2 separate regions of the Homo sapiens genome follow, and region 1 is linked to region 2. Evidence: read pairs that join two places in POLR2A ChIA-PET (ENCODE). Cell type or tissue: IMR-90. All regions are shown on one strand. Each heading gives the region's core, and the rest is flanking DNA. Links, peaks and the distances in the headings are about the cores only.

What was found. ChIA-PET counts read pairs that join two places held together with the same protein. Peaks named below come from ENCODE experiments on the same cell type or tissue, not always from the same donor. Only the 100,000 strongest peaks of a DNase experiment are listed, where the experiment ranks them.
Region 1: POLR2A ChIA-PET joins it to region 2 with 21 read pairs; 10 of 35 experiments call an interaction of 5 or more read pairs at or near these places.

What each region holds. Positions count from the first base shown.
Region 1 is chr19:934,396-942,779 of GRCh38, reverse strand. The region is part of intron 3 of ARID3A (AT-rich interaction domain 3A); the gene reads right to left. Among named protein-coding and RNA genes, the nearest start is that of ARID3A, 13 kb to the right of the region's middle. RefSeq lists silencers at 1,604-1,883, 1,944-2,063 and an enhancer at 7,698-8,228. In IMR-90, for the core only: no CTCF peak of the experiment used is centred there; no DNase peak of the experiment used is centred there; H3K27ac peaks cover 2,152 bases.
Region 2 is chr19:882,522-890,770 of GRCh38, reverse strand. MED16 (mediator complex subunit 16) reads left to right here. Exons shown (of 16, transcript NM_005481.3): 3 at 527-634; 4 at 964-1,133; 5 at 4,570-5,001; 6 at 5,763-5,868. Among named protein-coding and RNA genes, the nearest start is that of MED16, 6.5 kb to the left of the region's middle. RefSeq lists enhancers at 4,426-4,926, 4,927-5,427. In IMR-90, for the core only: no CTCF peak of the experiment used is centred there; a DNase peak (open chromatin) is centred at 3,510.

The sequences.
Region 1 (8,384 bases), core at 292-8,291, 52 kb before region 2:
GAGGAGGCTGCTGGGCATGGAATCTGGGCACTATGTCCAGCGTGGCTTCTGGACATGGGGCCTGGGTCCCCAGGGAGCTCACTTCCTGAGCCTGGCCAGAACCAGGGCCTGCGGGGCAGTGGGAGGGGCGGCCTCCACCTACTCCCTGCCCACCCACCTGTGCCCACGGACCCCCAGCCCAGCCCTGACCAAGGGGCAAGGCTGCATATCCCGGCGCTTGGGCCTTCAATGGCCAGATTAGTCAGCGTTTAACCCTGTGACCCCCAATTGTCCTCTGGCCATGTGCAGCCGGCAGAGCGGAGAAGAGGCGGTCCGCACCCGCCCCCCGTGTGCCACCCACCAGGTCGGCACCGCAGCGGCTCCCGGCCCGGCTCCCGGCGGCCAGTGGAGAGGACCTTGAGTCAAGCGTCCCTCGTGGGTGACGCCCCTGGGTGCCACCGCCGGGCAGCTGCGGGGGCCATGTCGCCACCGCCCCAGTCAGGATCGACAGTCAGGTAATTTGGGCCATCGAAGGGACCTGGACTTCAGCCCTTTGTGTCCAGCAGGGAAACTGAGGCAAGAGTGGACAGGGCTCTGCCGGCAGCTCCTCGGGGTCGGAGAGGGTGGGGGTGCACCCCCAGCGGCCCTGTCCATAGCTCGGTGGCCACTGGGGCTCCATCATCGGCTAGGCTGGCTCCAGAGCCCATGGCGGGCAGGGGAGGCGCTGATCTGTGCCCCGCGGCCGACGCGCGCTGCTGACCAAGACAGACAGCGCCACTCTCTAGCAGCCCCGGGGGTCTAATGGTTAATAGGCCCCACCGCGACCTCATGCTTCAGGGTCCAGCACGAGGCTCCCAAATGCTCAGGCACACAGGAAGGTCGTCTGTCACGGGCACACGTGCGCACACGTGGCGAGCCCAAGCAGGCACGCTTTTGGACACACACTCTCCAGCCTCGACGTGCACACACACATACGCTTGCAGCCACCCCTGACACACACACACACACACACACACACACAGCCACATCCACACAAAACACAAGAGACCAGTCCGGCACAGCAGCTCACGCCTGTAATCCCAGCACTTTCAGAGACCGAGGCGGGAGGATCACTTGAGCCCAGGAGTTTGAGACCAGGCTGGGCAACATGATGGCAAGACCCCATCTTTATAGTTAAAAAAATGCACACACAGGAGATCATCACCCCAACATAGACATTCACAAAGGACGTCAGGGCAGACACACGTCTGGACACACTCACCAACAGGTCCACGCAAAACAGGGACGTGGGAAGTTTGCCACGTCACTCGGCACACAGAGACCTAAACGAACACCGTGGTGCTGGCTGGGGACACGCAGGCGGGCGCGTGAGGTGCCGCTGGCTGGGTGCACACAGCCCCACACACGAGACCCACAGAATCCAGCAGGTGCCCGGTGGGCAGAGGCCTTGGAGGGTCCGAAGATGCTGTGTCTGGAGCAAGATTCCCTCCCAGGCAGGGTCCCACGAGACAGGACCCACGAGCCGCCCGGCCACAGCCCCAGCGTGCACACTCGCACGCACGCCACGGCGGCTCACCACGCCCATTCCCCCGCCCAGGCACCACGCGGGGACACTCTCTGCCTGCGGGCACCGCTCCCTCGGGCTGCCGCGTGTGTTATTAGAAAGCATGGGGCGGGGCCGGCGCTTGGCAGCAGCCACCAGGGTGGGACGCCGGCGGTGGGCGTGGGGCCAGGCCGCGGCGGCGGTGACCCCGCGGCGGTGACCCGACGGCCAGGCGGTGGCGCAGGGGCCAGATAAGGCTCTTCCGGCTGAGTCAGCGACGCTCCTGGCACGGGCACGGGCCGGGGCACAGTGCCAGGGGCTGGCGGGCACCCACCCACCCCTCGCCCGCCAGGGCCCAGCTGGCCCGGCGCCAGCAGCCACAGTGGCTTTGATGAGGCGGGCGCTGCCCCGGTGGGGAGGACCAGGTGCCCAGGGGGCTTCCCGACAGCCCTCCCGGCGGCTCACGTGCAGCCGGGGCTCCCGGAGGCCCAGGAAGACGCCGGCACCAGGGCTGGCGGCCGAGGGCCTGGCTCGGGGCTCTCTTGACAAACACACTCTGTCTCAAACACAGCCGCTGCCTCTGTGTGCTCGGAACCTGCTGCCTGACCTCTGGGCAAAGGCCCCAGCTGCACCATCTGCCTAGAGCACCCGCCTGTGCTGGGAAAATTCTCCTCCTTCTCCTTCTTCTCAGGCCCCAGAAGCCCAGCTGCAGTGTTGGCCTCTTCTACTCCTGCCTGGACCAAGGGTGCCTCCGTTCTGTCTCCAAAACAGGCTCCAGAAGGGTCCTCCCAGCCTCCTTCTCCCAGCTCCAAACCCTGCCAAGTGCCCTCAAGCTCTGCCCACCCCTCCTGCTACACCGAGAGCTTGACTGACCCGCGGCCCAGGACGGCTGTAAATGCGGCCCAGTGCAAACGCGTACATTTCTTAGCGCACGATGAGAGTTTTTTTGCAATTTTTTTTGGCTCATCAGGTATCATTAGTGTTACTGTATTTTACATGTGGTCCAAGACAATTCTTCTTCTTCCAATGTAGCCCAGGGAAGCCAAAAAGTTGGCCACCCTGGCCCCACACATTACGCTCCAGTCACAGTGATCCCAGAGGCAGGCCCTGCCCTGCTGTGGCTCGCTAACAAACTCTTACACATCCTGCAAAGCCCCAGCCCCAATGCCCCTTCCTCTTGGCAGCCTCCCCCTCAATCCCCTCTAGCCCAGCCCTGACCCCTCGAGGGATGTGGGGAAGCCCAGCAGCGCCCCTAAGCCTCAGTCTGAAATGGACGTGGCGAGGCCACGGCAGACCCCAGTGCTACCTTCACATCCAGCTCTGTCTCCCACCAGTCTGGGGGTCTCCGGGGCACGACGAAGAAAACGTGTTGCCGATTCTCCCAGAGCCCTGGCAATTCCAGCTCCCCACCTCCTCCCCACACTGCTCCAAGCAACTCTCACGCCCCGAAGATGTTCGTTACAGTATTGCTTACAACAGGGAAATGACCGAGGGAAGTGTGTGGACGTGGGGGTGTCCAGCGCCACGAGGGGAACGTCCATACAGCTGAAAAGAACCAGGTGGCTCGGAACATCCCAATTACGACGCGAACGCACCCAAGATAAACAGCTCCTCGAAGGCAGCGGCGGGAGGAACCTCCCGACCTGCCCGGAAGATCACACGTTAGATACCTCCCAGGTCACATTCCTGGGTGTGAGTGGGCAGAGAAAGGCCTGGAGAACATGCGGCTCATGCCCTAGAGGTCAAGGGAGGGACTCGGGGCTCCCTGTAAACGTTCCATTTTCTTCCTCTCTGCAAGAAGAGTGTCAAGTGTTACTTCTGGAACCAAAAGTGTATCGAGAGGCCGGGCGCGGTGGCTCAGGCCTGTCATCCCAGCACTCTGGGAGGCCGAGGCGGGCAGATCACGAGGTCAGGAATACGAGACCACCCTGGGCAACATGGTGAAACCCCGTCTCTACTAAAAATACAAAAATAAGCTGGGTGTGGTGGTGGGCGCCTGTAGTCCCAGCTACTCTGGAGGCTGAGGCAGGAGAATTGCTTGAACCCGAGAGGCGGAGGTTGCAGTGAGCCGAGATGGCGCCACTGCATTCCAGGCTGGTGACAGAGCAAGACTCCGTCTAAAATAATAATAATAAATAAATAAATAAATAAATAAATAAATAGGCCAGGTGTGGTGGCACGCGCCTGTAGTCACAGCTATTTGGGAGGCTGAGGCAGGAGAATGACTTGAACCCAGTAAGCAGAGGTTGCAGTGAGCTGAGATTGCACCATTGCACTGCAGCCTGGGTGACAAAACAAGACTCCGTCTCAAAAAAAAAAAAAAAAAAGAGAGATAAAATAATGTATCTATGTGTATTTTCCACAATTAAAAAAAACAAATGAGCTGAAAAGACCAAAAAAAGACCAAAAACCGGATGCCCGTTTCTTGCTGGGGTCTCGCTTCACTCCCGAGAGCTGCCTGGCAGGCACCGTGGTGAGGACCCAGCGGTCTCTGGGGCTGGGCCCAGCGAGGTGTGTCTGGCCTTGAGCCTGAGAGGCTGCTGGTGGCCGTCCCTGCCCCAGTGCCCACACACGCCCAGCTGTCAGGCCCGGAGGCCTGGATATGAGGACAGCACTGAGGTCTGGCCTGGTCTAACCACTTTCATTCCAGACAAAAAGAAAAACGGAGGGGCAGCTGAGCTTCCCCAAAACCGTCCCACCAGCAGCTCCCTGGGCCATCCATCCACACACCGCTGGGTCCTCTCTGGCAGGTGCATCCCGGGGGTCAAATTCCAGCTCTGACACGTCCCCCGGGCGACTGTGCACAAGTCATGTGATCACCCCATGCCTCAGTTTCTCGTCTGCACAACAGGTTCAACGGCAGCTCCTTGGGATCCAGTGAGGATCTGGGAGACGACCCATCTAAAACACTCAGTCACTTTCTTCACGCAGTGAAGCAACAGATACCGGCTAGTGCCGTCATTCCTACACCTCTGAGCTCATCTGCAAGTTACATGGGCAGCAAGCTTTACTTTGGAAAGCAGAGGGAGAGATCCTGACACTGAATGAAAATCAGAACCACAGTGAGAAACCACGCCACCCCCACAAGGAGGCTAGGATCAAAAGTCGACAACAGGCCGGGCGCGGTGGCTCACGTCTGTGATCCCAGCACTCTGGGACGCTGAGGTGTGAGGATCACCTGAGGTTGGGAGTTCAAGACCACCCTGCCCAACACGGTGAAACCCCGTCTCTACTAAAAATACAAAAAATTAGCCGGGCGCAGTGGCTCACACCTGTAATCTCAGCACTTTGGGAGGCCGAGGCGGGCGGATCACGAGGTCAAGAGATCGAGACCATCCTGGCTAACACGGTGAAACCCCATCTCTACTAAAAAATACAAAAAAATTAGCTGGGCGTGGTGGCAGGTGCCTGTAGTCCCAGCTACTCGGGAGGCTGAGGCAGGAGAATGGCGTGAACCCGGGAGGTGGAGGTTGCAGTGAGCCGAGATCGCCCCATTGCACTCCAGCCTGGGTGACAGAGCAAGACTCTGTCTCAAAAAAAAAAAAAAAAAAAAAAAAAGTCGACAATAACAAGTGGTGAGGATGTAGAGGAACTGGAACCCACATCTGTGGCTGGTGGGAAGGTAACGTGGGCAGCTGCTTGCTAAACAGTCTAGCAGTTCCTCTGATGGGTGAATATGGAGTCACCAGCAGACCCAGCAATTCTCCCAGATACACACCCAAAAGTAATACAAACGTACGCCCACATAAAAACGTGTACAGCACTACAAACCCAAAAGGCAGAAACAGGTCGAGTGGTCACCAACAGCGGAACGGGCAAACACAATACGGCACATCCATCCAGCGGAGTATGACTCAGCCGTGAAAAGGAAGGAGACTCCGACCCAGGCCACGGTGCTGATGCACCTGGAGGACGTCACGCTCAGTGAGATACGCCAGACACAAAAGGCCACGCAGTGTGTGATCCCATTTCTTTTCTTTGTTCTTGTTTTTCTGAGATGGAGTCTCCCTCTGTTGCCCAGGCTGGAGTGCAGTGGCGCGATCTCGGCTCACGGCAATCTCCGCCTCCCGGGTTCAAGCGGTTCTGTCTCAACCTCCCGAGTGCTGGGATTATAGGTGCCCGCCACCACACCCAGCTAATTTTTGTATTTTTAGTAAAGACAGGGTTTTGCTGTGTTGGCCAGGCTGGTCTCAAACTCCTGACCTCAGGTGCTCTGCCCACCTCAGCCTCCCAAAGTACAGGGATTACAGGCGTGAAGCACTGCACCCAGCTATGTGATCCCATTTCTATAAAATGTCCAGAACAGGCCAATCCACAGAGGCAGGAGGGGATGTGTGGTTGCCAGGGGCTGGGGCGTGCTGGTAGAATAGGGGGATAATAGTTAAAGGGTCAGGGTTTATTTTATTTTATTTATTTAGAGACAGAATCTCTCTCTGCCACACAGGCTGGAGTGCAGTGGCATGATCTCGGCTCACTGTAACCTCTGCTTCTGAGTTCAAGTGATTCCCCTGCCTCAGCCTCCCAAGTAGCTGGGACTACAGGCGCGTGCTGCCACGCCCGGCTAATTTTTTATATTTTTAGTAGAGACAGGGTTTCACCGTGTTAGCCAGGATGGTCTCGATCTCCTGACCTCGTGATCCGCCTGCCCCGGCCTCCCAAAGTGCTGGGATTGCAGACGTGAGCCACTGCACCCACCCTATCCTTCTTATTTTTTCGAGACAGGGTCTCGCTCTGTCACCAAGCTGGAGTGTGGTGGCGCGATCACGGCTCACTGCAGCCTTGTCCTCCTGGGCTCAAGGGATCCTCCCACCTCAGGGTCCCAAGTAGCTGGGACTACAGGTGTGCGCCACCACACTCAGCTAATTTTTGTAGAGATGGGGTCTTGCTATACCGCCCAGGCTGGTGTAGAACTCCTGGGCTCAGGCTATCTGCCCATCTCGGCCTCCCACAGTGCCGGGATCACAGGTGTGAGCCACTGTGCCTGGCCCCAATCGTACAATTAAAACAGTGAATTGTATGGCATATGAAGTATAGCCCAATAAAGCTGTTTTTTAAGATTCATCTCAAATTCATTCAACACTTATTAGAATTGTTGAGACTAAAGGTTCAAATCCTTAAGCAGCTGAAGATCTGTGATTAACCGCCTGTGCGTGTAAAATCCCATCACGGGCCGGGCGCGGTGGCTCACGCCTTTAATCCCAGCGCTTTGGGAGGCCGAGGCAGGCGGATCACAAGGTCAGGAGATCGAGACCATCCTGGCTAACACGGTGAAACCTTGTCTCTACTAAAAATACAAAAAATTAGCCGGGCGCGGTGGCGGATGCCTGTAGTCCCAGCTACTCGGGAGGCTGAGGCAGGAGAATGGCGTGAACCCGGGAGGTAGAGCTTGCAGTGAGCCGCGATCGCGCCACTGTACTCCAGCCTGGGCGACAGAGCGAGACTCCGTCTCAAAAAATAAATAAACAAATATATAAATAAAATCCTACCATGGTGGGGTGCGGTGGCTCACGCCTGTAATCCCAGCACTTTGGGAGGCCAAGGAGGGCAGATCACCTGAGCCCAGGAGTTCTAGACCAGCCTGGGCAACATAGCAAGACCCCGTCTCTACAAAAATTAGCTGAGTTTGGTGGCGCCCGTCTGTACTCGCAGCTACTCAGGAGGCTGAGGCAGAAGGATCGCTTGAACCCAGGAGATCGAGGCTGCAGTGAGTTAGGACAGCACCACTACACTCCAGCCTACCCGACAGAGTAAGACCCTGCCTCAAAAATAATAATAATCCAATAAAATCCTACCGTGGCCGCTTTCTAGAAGCTGGGCCTGCTGTGTGGGTGACAGGAGGCCACCAGGAGGCTACGTCAGACATCAGGAGGCTGAGATCCTAATCACTGCCCGACACGTGCTGGCCTCCAAAACTGCACGTCCCCAGGCCCCAGGCAGCAAGGTTCCAGGTGTCCAAGGAAAGAACCCGTGGCCCTGAGCCTGCTGCGCCCGGCCCCCCGCCGCGGCCTGGCCACCCACCAGACCTGCAGCCGACAGCAGAATTTCACAGCTGTCGAGGATTTGCAGGCGGAAGTTAGCCCCGAGCCCTGCCAGGACCTGGGAGGAAGAGGCAGAGACGGTGCCAAGCGGCCGGCCAGCGGGCCAGGCCTGCCACGTGCCAGGAAGGGGGTGGGGCAGGCGCCAGAGTCAACAGGGGCCCCAGTAGGGGCCGGGCGGGAGGTAACACTGACTGGGCTGGTTGGGCCCAGGCCACTGTTGACACTGGGAACACAGGTGTCTGGCCAGCTGGGCGGGCGGCGGCATCGGCGGCTGGACCTGCCACGAACAGCCCAGGATAAGATCCCAGGACTGGCTGGGCACCGTGGCTCAGGCCTGTAATCCCAGCACTTTGGGAAGCTGAGTGAGGCAGATCACTTGAGCCCAGGAGTTTGAGACCAACCTGGGCAACACCGTGAAAGCCCTTCTCTAGAGAAAAAAAAGTCACAGGACTGCAGGGCGGGGGCCTCCCCCCACCCCCGCTGCCCACGACCATCCCTAGGCCCTCATCTTCTCGGAGTTCCAATCCCGTCTCCCGCAAGACCCAGAGGCGGCACCCGGTCCCTACACACAAGCCGAGCTTTAGTCCACCTCAGGGCCTCTGCACTGCCCGGTACACCCAGGGGGCAGGTGCGGGGCGGCAGGATCTCCAGGAATACCTGAGGCTGCCGGTGACACAGTGACCCCCCTCCCTGCACTGGCCTCAGTTTCCCCATCTCGGCTTCCCGCTGCAGAAAAACCCCACATGGCACCTACAACCCTGACCCGCGGTGTCGCCCAGACAAGGTAGACAGTGGCTTCTGCCTCCTGCCTTCGCTCAGGACAT
Region 2 (8,249 bases), core at 1-8,000:
CCTGGTGCCAGGAGACATGAGATCGCCCCGTGTGCGGGATCGAATCGGGCTGGAGCGTTGGTTGACGGAGGCTTGTTGGAGACACGTGCCCCAGTTTTCTAGACGGTGTGTGTCACTGGTTTTTGAAAGGTGCGTGGTGGCTGTGCCCGTCTTCTCTCCATTGTTTGAGTAATAGGCACTCATAATACGTGGTCATTAGAGAAAACTAGAAAACCACAGAAAATTGGAATCAAATCGGGGTGCAAAAAAGCCACCTATTATCTGCTGTGGAGAGGCTCCCACTGTTCACATTTCGGAGTCATTTTCTTCTAATCTGGTTTTAAAGACACAGTTGTGGCGCCTCACAGGCCTGCTCTGTTCCTGCGGGGGGACAGCCTGTTCCCTGAGCTGTCGACTCGGCTGACAGCAGTTCTGTGACCTTCCTGGGGTGGGACACACACCGGCTTACCTGGAGCCTGCCTGGAGTCATCGTCATCGTCTGCAGGCTGTGGTGCCAGGCCGTGCTGACCATGCCCCGTCCCCACAGACCTGACCCGCATGATCCACATCCTGGACACGGAGCACCCCTGGGACCTGCACTCGATCCCCTCAGAGCACCACGAGGCCATCACCTGCCTGGAGTGGGACCAGTCAGGTGAGGCGCTGGTCCCACGTGGCCAGGGGTGGCGACCCGGATCCCGGAGCAGGGGGGCCCTGTGTTTCTCCGGTCAGTCTGGAGTCCGGCGCTGGGTCTAGAGCCCCTGGTCTGCAGCTTTGCACCTGCTGCTCTTTCCATAGTGGCCCGAATCATTCTTGTTCAGGGTGTCTCAGGGCATCTCTGGAGTGCGCCTTGTGCCACCTGCTGTGCCCTACCTGGGCCGAGACCTCTCCACTGGGCTGGCTTCCCCCAGGCGCTGTGCCGTCCTGCAACGCAGTGCTCTGCCCATCCCTGGAAGGTTCGCAATGATGGCTTCTTGCCCTCAGGCTCCCGGCTCCTGTCAGCAGATGCCGACGGGCAGATCAAGTGCTGGAGCATGGCGGACCACCTGGCTAATAGCTGGGAGAGCTCAGTGGGCAGCCTAGTGGAGGGGGACCCCATTGTGGCCCTGTCCTGGCTGCACAATGGTGTGAAACTGGCCCTGCACGTGGAGAAGGTGAGTGTCCTGCCCGAGTGAGCGGATGAGGCAGATGAGATGTCACCCTACCCAGCCACCCGCCAGCCCCTCTCCTCTCCATCACCAGCATCCCCTGGTTTTTTGGACCTTGCACTTGGCTCCCACCTGCAGTCCGGCTGTCATTAGCACCTGTGTGTTCAGTGGCCTCTCATTTAACTGAGGGTGGCTGTTCACTTGGCCCCCACCTGCAGTCTGGCTGTCATTGGCACCTGCGTGTTCAGTGGCCCCTCATTTAACTGAGGGTGGCCGTTCTTAGTGAGTTATCTCTTTCACTGGAGGCTACTGTCCTTAGGTAGCTGCATGTATAACTGGTGGCTGCTGTCTTCTGAATGCAGCCCACCCTCTGATTTAGTAACATCCCAGAGCCCCTCTCTATGCTCCCTGTGATTCGGCCCCACAGGTAAGAGTAGGCGTGGCCAGGGTTGGGGGGGACAGTTAAGATAGGCGTGGCCAGGGTTGGGGGGGACAGTTAAGAGTAGGCGTGGCCAGGGTTGGGGACAGTTAAGAAGTAGGCGTGGCCAGGGTTGGGGACAGTTAAGAGTAGGCGTGGCCAGGGTTGGGGGGGACAGTTAAGAGTAGGCGTGGCCAGGGTTGGGGGGGCACCTGGGTTCAGGCTCTGACTCCTCACCTCTGTGTGTCAGTTTCCTCACTGACGGCAGGGTCTCGGGGATGTTCGTGGCAAAGGCCTCACAGCCACCCCAGCTTCGTGCCTCTGTGCGTCTGCTTGTGCTGGGGCTCTCGCAGGAACTAGGAGGCCTTCCTGGAGGGATGCAGTGGACAAGATCTTTTCTCTCGTCCCTTCGTGAGTCCCTCCCCAGGGACTGCCATTGTCGGCGCATTGCCGCAGTACACGCAGCACCGGCTTCGTGCCACGGGGGCCCTCCGGGGTGCACTCCCCACCCTGCGGTCCCCGTTTGTCTGTATTTCCTGTTTTTGGTAACAGTTTTGTCGGGATGGAGTTCACAGACCTTAGAACTCACCCATTGAGAGTGTGCAGCCCACACGGTCCAGAGGTTTCGTATACACTCGCCATGTTGTGCGGCCACCACCATAGCTAACCTCAGACCTTTATCTTTTTTTTTTTTTTTTTTTGGAGACAGAGTCTCGCTCTATCCCCCAGGCTGGAGTGCAGTGATGCGATCTTGGCTCACAGCAACCTCTGCCTCCTGGGTTCAAGCGATTCTCCTGCCTCAGCTTCCTGAGTAGCTGGGATTACAGGCACCCACCACCACACCTGGCTAATTTTTGTAATTTTTTAGTAGAGACGGGGTTTCACCATGTTGGCCAGGCTGGTCTCGAACTTCTCACCTCAGGTGATCCGTCTGCCTCAGCCTCCCAAAGTGCTGGGATTAGAGGTGTGAGCCAACGAGCCCGGCCAGACCTTTATCTTTTTTGTTTGTTTGTTTGTTTTTTGAGACAGGGTCTTGCTCTGTTGCCCAGGCTGGAGTGTAGTGGCGCGATCTCGGCTCACTGCAGCCTCTCCCTCCCGGGCTCAAGCGATTCTACTGCCTCAGCCTCCTGAATAGCTGGGATTACAGGCGCCCGCCACCACGCCCGGCTGCTTTTTTGTATTTTTAGTAGGGACCGGGTTTCTCCATGTTGGTCAGGGTGGTCTCGAACTCCTAACCTCAGGTGATCTGCCTGTCTTGGCCTCCCAAAGTGCTGGGATGACAGGCGTGAGTCACTGTGCCCAGCTTCAGTCCCTTCTCATCACCCGAAAAGGAAACCCAGTCCCCATCCTGCATCACCCTGATCCATCCCCCACCCCAGCCCCCGAGACCCAGTTGTCTCTCTGGATCTGCCTGTCCTGGACATTCATAGAAACAGGATCACACACTGCGTAGCCTTCTGTGTCTGGCATCTCTTACTGAGCGTGATGTCCTCAAGGTGCATCCCCGCTGTGGCCTGAGTCAGAGCCTCGCTTTTTAAAATAACCAAATACATTTTTTTTGAGACAGAGTCTTGTTCTGTCAACCGGGCTGGAGTGCAGTGGTGCGATCTCGGCTCACTGAAACTTCCACCTCCCAGGTTCAAGTGATTCTCCTGCCTCAGCCTCCCGAGTAGCTGGAATTACAGGCACGCACCACCGCGCCCGGCTAATTTTTGTATTTTTAGTAGAGACGGGGTTTCACTATCTTGGCCAGGATGGTGTCGAACTCCTGACCTTGAGATCTGCCCGCCTCGGCCTCCCAAAGTGCTGAGATTACAGGCGTGAGCCACCGCGTCCGGCCAAATTTTTGTTTTTTAATTACATTAATAAAAGGCACATGTGCTCCTTTAACATAGTCTCAGACATGCCAGCCTGCGACCCACACAGACGTGTGGTGTGGACACCAGATGAGTCGTCGCCATGGCAACCCCTCACCACCAGGCCTGGCTTGCTTCCTGGACTTCTGGACCTGCTTCTTGCTATAAGAAGTGTTTTTTTTTAACTTGTAACTTAGAATGGAGCCGTACGATACGTATGATACACTTCTCTTCCTCGCATTTTTTCACAACGTAGAGACATTTTTCTTGTTCTTTTTTTTTTTGTTTTTGAGACAAAGTTTTGCTCTCGTTGCCCAGGCCAGAGTGTAATGGTGTGATCTCGGCTCACTGCAATCACCACCTCCTGGATTCCAGCAATTCTCCTGCCTCAGCCTCCTGAGTAGCTGGGATTATAGGCACCCGCTACCATGCCCGGCTAATTTTTTTGTATTTTTTATTAGCAACAGGCTTTTACTGTGTTGGCCAGGCTGGTCTTGAACTGCTGACCTCAGGGGATCCACCTGCCTCAGCCCCCCAAAGTGCTGGGATTATAGGCGAGAGCCACCGTGCGCAGCCAAGACCCCATCTTTTAAAAGACTCACGTTGAAAGAAGGGTGGATGTTTCCGTATGTCAATAATGACTTGACAAATTTGATTTGAAATCAAATAGTGCCCGCAGCAGCCGCTGGTGCTTACACAGCACTTCCTGAGTGCTATAGCTCAGGTCTGCACAGTGCGGCCCAGGGCCTGACGGCCCCCGCCTGGGTTTGTGAGTGTGGCTCATTGGCACCAGCTGCCTGTGTGCCGCCACGGCAGAGCCAGAGCCAAGTCGTTGCAACAGGGACCACCTGGCTCCCAGAACCGAGCATGCTGCTGTCTGTCCCTTTACAGAAAGGGGAGGTGACTCCCGTTGCGCACACGTTCACCCGTTTAATCCTCCCCACTGTCCTCTAAAGCAAAGGTGCCGTTCCTTCCACCTTACAGATGAGGAGACGGAGGGTCAGAGGGGATCACATCCCACACGGCTCAGGTGGCCGAGTCAGGATCTGAACCCAGGTGCACACACTCCTGGCTTCTGCGTGGTTCTTCTGTGCGCGTGTTTCTGGGGGTCATGGGGCAGCCCCCATGAGCCTGAGCGGCCCCTCCTCCCTCCCTCCCTTCTCCACAGTCGGGCGCCTCCAGCTTCGGGGAGAAGTTCTCCCGAGTCAAGTTCTCACCGTCGCTCACGCTGTTCGGCGGCAAGCCCATGGAGGGCTGGATCGCGGTGACGGTCAGCGGCCTGGTCACCGTGTCCCTGCTGAAGCCCAGCGGGCAGGTGCTGACGTCCACCGAGAGCCTGTGCCGGCTGCGCGGCCGCGTGGCCCTGGCCGACATCGCCTTCACCGGCGGCGGCAACATCGTGGTGGCCACGGCGGACGGCAGCAGCGCGTCGCCCGTGCAGTTCTACAAGGTGTGCGTGAGCGTGGTGAGCGAGAAGTGCCGTATCGACACGGAGATCCTGCCCTCCCTGTTCATGCGCTGCACCACCGACCTCAACCGCAAGGACAAGTTTCCCGCCATCACCCACCTCAAGTTCCTGGCCCGGGACATGTCGGAGCAGGTGAACGGGCGCAGGCCATCACGTGGGCTGGCAGGCTTGGAATGAAGCACTGCTTCTCAGGGTCCTGGGGGTGGAGACCCGCGCGGGCCTCCACGGGCTAAACCGTGGTGTGGGCAGGGCCGGTCCCTCCCGGGGGCTCCAGGGGAGAACCCATTTTCTGCCTTTCCCAGCATCTGGAGGCGCCCAATCCCTCGGTTCGGGGCGCCTTCCTCCCGCTTCGTGGCCACAGCGCAGCCTCTTCCTGTCTCTGAATCTCAACCTCCCACATTCTCTCCTGAGGACCCTGTGAGGACACTGGGGCCCCCGGACCCCCCCCAACGTGCTCTCCCGTCTCAGTGTCCCGAACCGAATCCCACCCGCAGGTCCCTTCTCTGTGAGAGGCGGCCCAGCCACCGGTCCTAGGGCTGAGGATGGGATGTTCTGGGGGCCACTGTTGAGCCGACCACACCAGGTCGCCTGGATTCCTGTTGTAATTAGGAATCAGTAACGCCCCAAACTCCTTGAAGCCCCTGACTTGGTTCCCTGTGTCCCTTTGCTGTCCCTGTGGGAGGGCACCATCCGGGGACATTTGCGTTCCTGTGAGTGGATGTTGGGCTCTGGGGACAGGCCTGGGCTGGAATCCAGGAGGGCCCGAGGGGCAGGCGTGGCTGAAGAGACAGGCCCAGCAGTGCGTGGCCCCAGGGTCCCGCAGCTCAGGCTCCGGTGGTGGCGTGGCCACCACAGCAGTGCCGGGTCAGCCCTCACCCCCACCTCCCCCGCAGGTGCTTTTGTGCGCGTCCAGCCAGACCAGCAGCATCGTGGAGTGCTGGTCCCTGCGCAAGGAGGGACTCCCCGTGAACAACATCTTCCAGCAGATCTCCCCCGTGGGTGAGTCTCCCGCCGGCTGCGGAGGCCCTGGGCCTGCCCTCGGGGGCGGTTGGTTTTTATTTTGGAGGCAGGTCTTGCTGTGTCACCCAGGGTGGTCCTGAACCCCGGCCCTAAGCGATCGTCTCGCCTCGATCTCCAGTAGTGCTAGGATCTCGGGTGTGACCGCGCGCCTGCCAGCATTCTGAGTGTGTTAGGCGTATAGACTCCTCCATCCTTCCACGCCCGCTGCGGCGGCTGCCACCATTCTGTGCGAGGCCGAGGCTGAGAGGTGTCGTTGCTCAGCCAGCGGGGACACCGTGAGGGGCTGCAGGCGTGTGGGCGGCTGTGGAGCGTGGGTCTGTGGGTGGGGCCGTCGGGCAGCAGGGGACAGGCCAGACCGGGCAGGGGCGGTGCACGGAATCCTCCGGAACCTGGTTCAGGGAGAGGAAGCCAAGGCTCAGCGGGTCAGCTGAGGCTGCTGAGAACACGCCCCCCACCCCACCCCACCTCTCCAGCAGCCTCTTCTGGGGCCCCCATTCCCATCTCTATCCGCCCGATGGGCCCCCCGCACCCACGGAGCCAAGCCCGTCATCCCCACCTCCGGCACAAAATCCTGGGGCTGGAGCGAAGCAGGGACGCCCGCCTGCTATGACCGGGGACCAGAACAGCCGCTTGGTTTTCAGAGCCTCGGAGGCTGCGGGCCTGGTTTTTAGGCTGGCCTCCGCTCTGGAGAAGGGAGATGTTTTCCCGGTAGATGAGAGCACAGGCATTTGCCGATTAGCGCTAATGGACCCTGGAGTGGCCAGACGTGGGGGCACGTGGGGCAGGTGGGGCAGGCGCTCCTCAGAAGCCACTAATGAGCACGTGTCAAGAGGCCCCGATGGCTCCCGGGGCCTGCAGGTGGTTATGTCAACTGCCCATTGTGGCCGCAGAGGCAGTAAAGGTGAAGAGGGCCACTGCCATTCCTTCCCCCAGGGCTTGTAGTGAGTCACCAGGCAGGTGAAGAGGGCTGCTGCCATTCCTTCTCCCAGGGCTCGTTCCTTCGCCCGGTCCCCAGGGCCTTGTTGGGCCTCATTCCTTCCCCTGGGCCTCGTGGTGAGTCACCAGGCAGTTTGGGCTGCGCTGGCTCCTGCAGCAGCACCTGGCGCCACCCCGTGTGGCTGCACAGACCTGCACCTTCACTGCCCGGTGCCCCCGCTGGGCACGTCTGTGTCTACCATCTGCCCACAGCCAAGCCACTGGGCAGTCCTGGGCTCCGACACTCCTCCTCGTCTCCTGCAGCCGTCCTCACCTGCTGGCCCAGCTGTTACCCGCCCGAGAGCCACGTCTCACACACATGCCACAGCCTTTCTCAGGTCTCACATCCCTGGCAGCTGGGGGTCACTGGGACAGTCCCCACCGCACCCATCTCTCCCCCATCTCTCCCCCTACCGCCCCACGTGCCCACCATGCCAGGCTTTGGTCCCCGCCATGCCCAGCTCTTCACGCACCGCCCCACGTGCCCACCGTGCCAGGCTTCGGTCCCCGCCATGCCCAGCTCTTCACCCACCACCCCACGTGCCCACCGTGCCAGGCTTCGGTCCCCGCCATGCCCAGCTCTTCACCCACCGCCCCACGTGCCCACCATGCCAGGCTTCGGTCCCCGCCATGCCCAGCTCTTCACGCACCGCCCCACGTGCCCACCATGCCAGGCTTCGGTTCCTACCATGCCCAGCTCTTCACCCACTGCCCCACATCCCCACTTAGCAGCTTAGCTTCTCCCTGCCTCAAGTCCCCCCTCATTTAGGAATGCTGACCGCAGCCGTCAGTTGGATGGAGGAGGGGATGTAAATCGTGCTGTGAGGGTACCCTGGCCACTAGCTGGGGGTGTGGTCGTCATGGCAGCTGCCTCCCCCGGCGCTGGGGCGTTGAGTTTCCTGTCTTTCCTATGAGAGGCTCAATTCCATGAGGGCCAGCCACCCCTGACCACTGTGTGCCCTCTGGGCGTCTCAGCCACTCTCTGGGCCTGTTTCCCCCCAGGGAATGCTGCTCACAGGACCCCTATACGGGTTTGCAGGAGGTCAAGGCTCTGTGACCGTGATGGCCCGTCCGGGGCAGAGACCTCATGATGCGGGTGGCACAGAGCAGCTGCGTGGTAGTCAGCTTCAGCCGAGTAACAAGCCAGCCCCAAACTGAGCAGCTCAGGCCAGCAGCCCTGCACTGTTTCTGTTTCTGTGGCTGCCTCAGCTGCGCTCTCCTGGTTCCCACGTGTCTGCGGTTAGCAGCCGAGGTGGCGTGGCCTGTCCACTGGCCGCACATGCTCCAGCAGGCCGGCTCCAGCTGCCCTCCGTGTCCCACATGCAGCCACAGCAGGACCCCCCACACGTGCTCTCTGGGCCACTGTTTTTGTTTTTTGTTTTTGA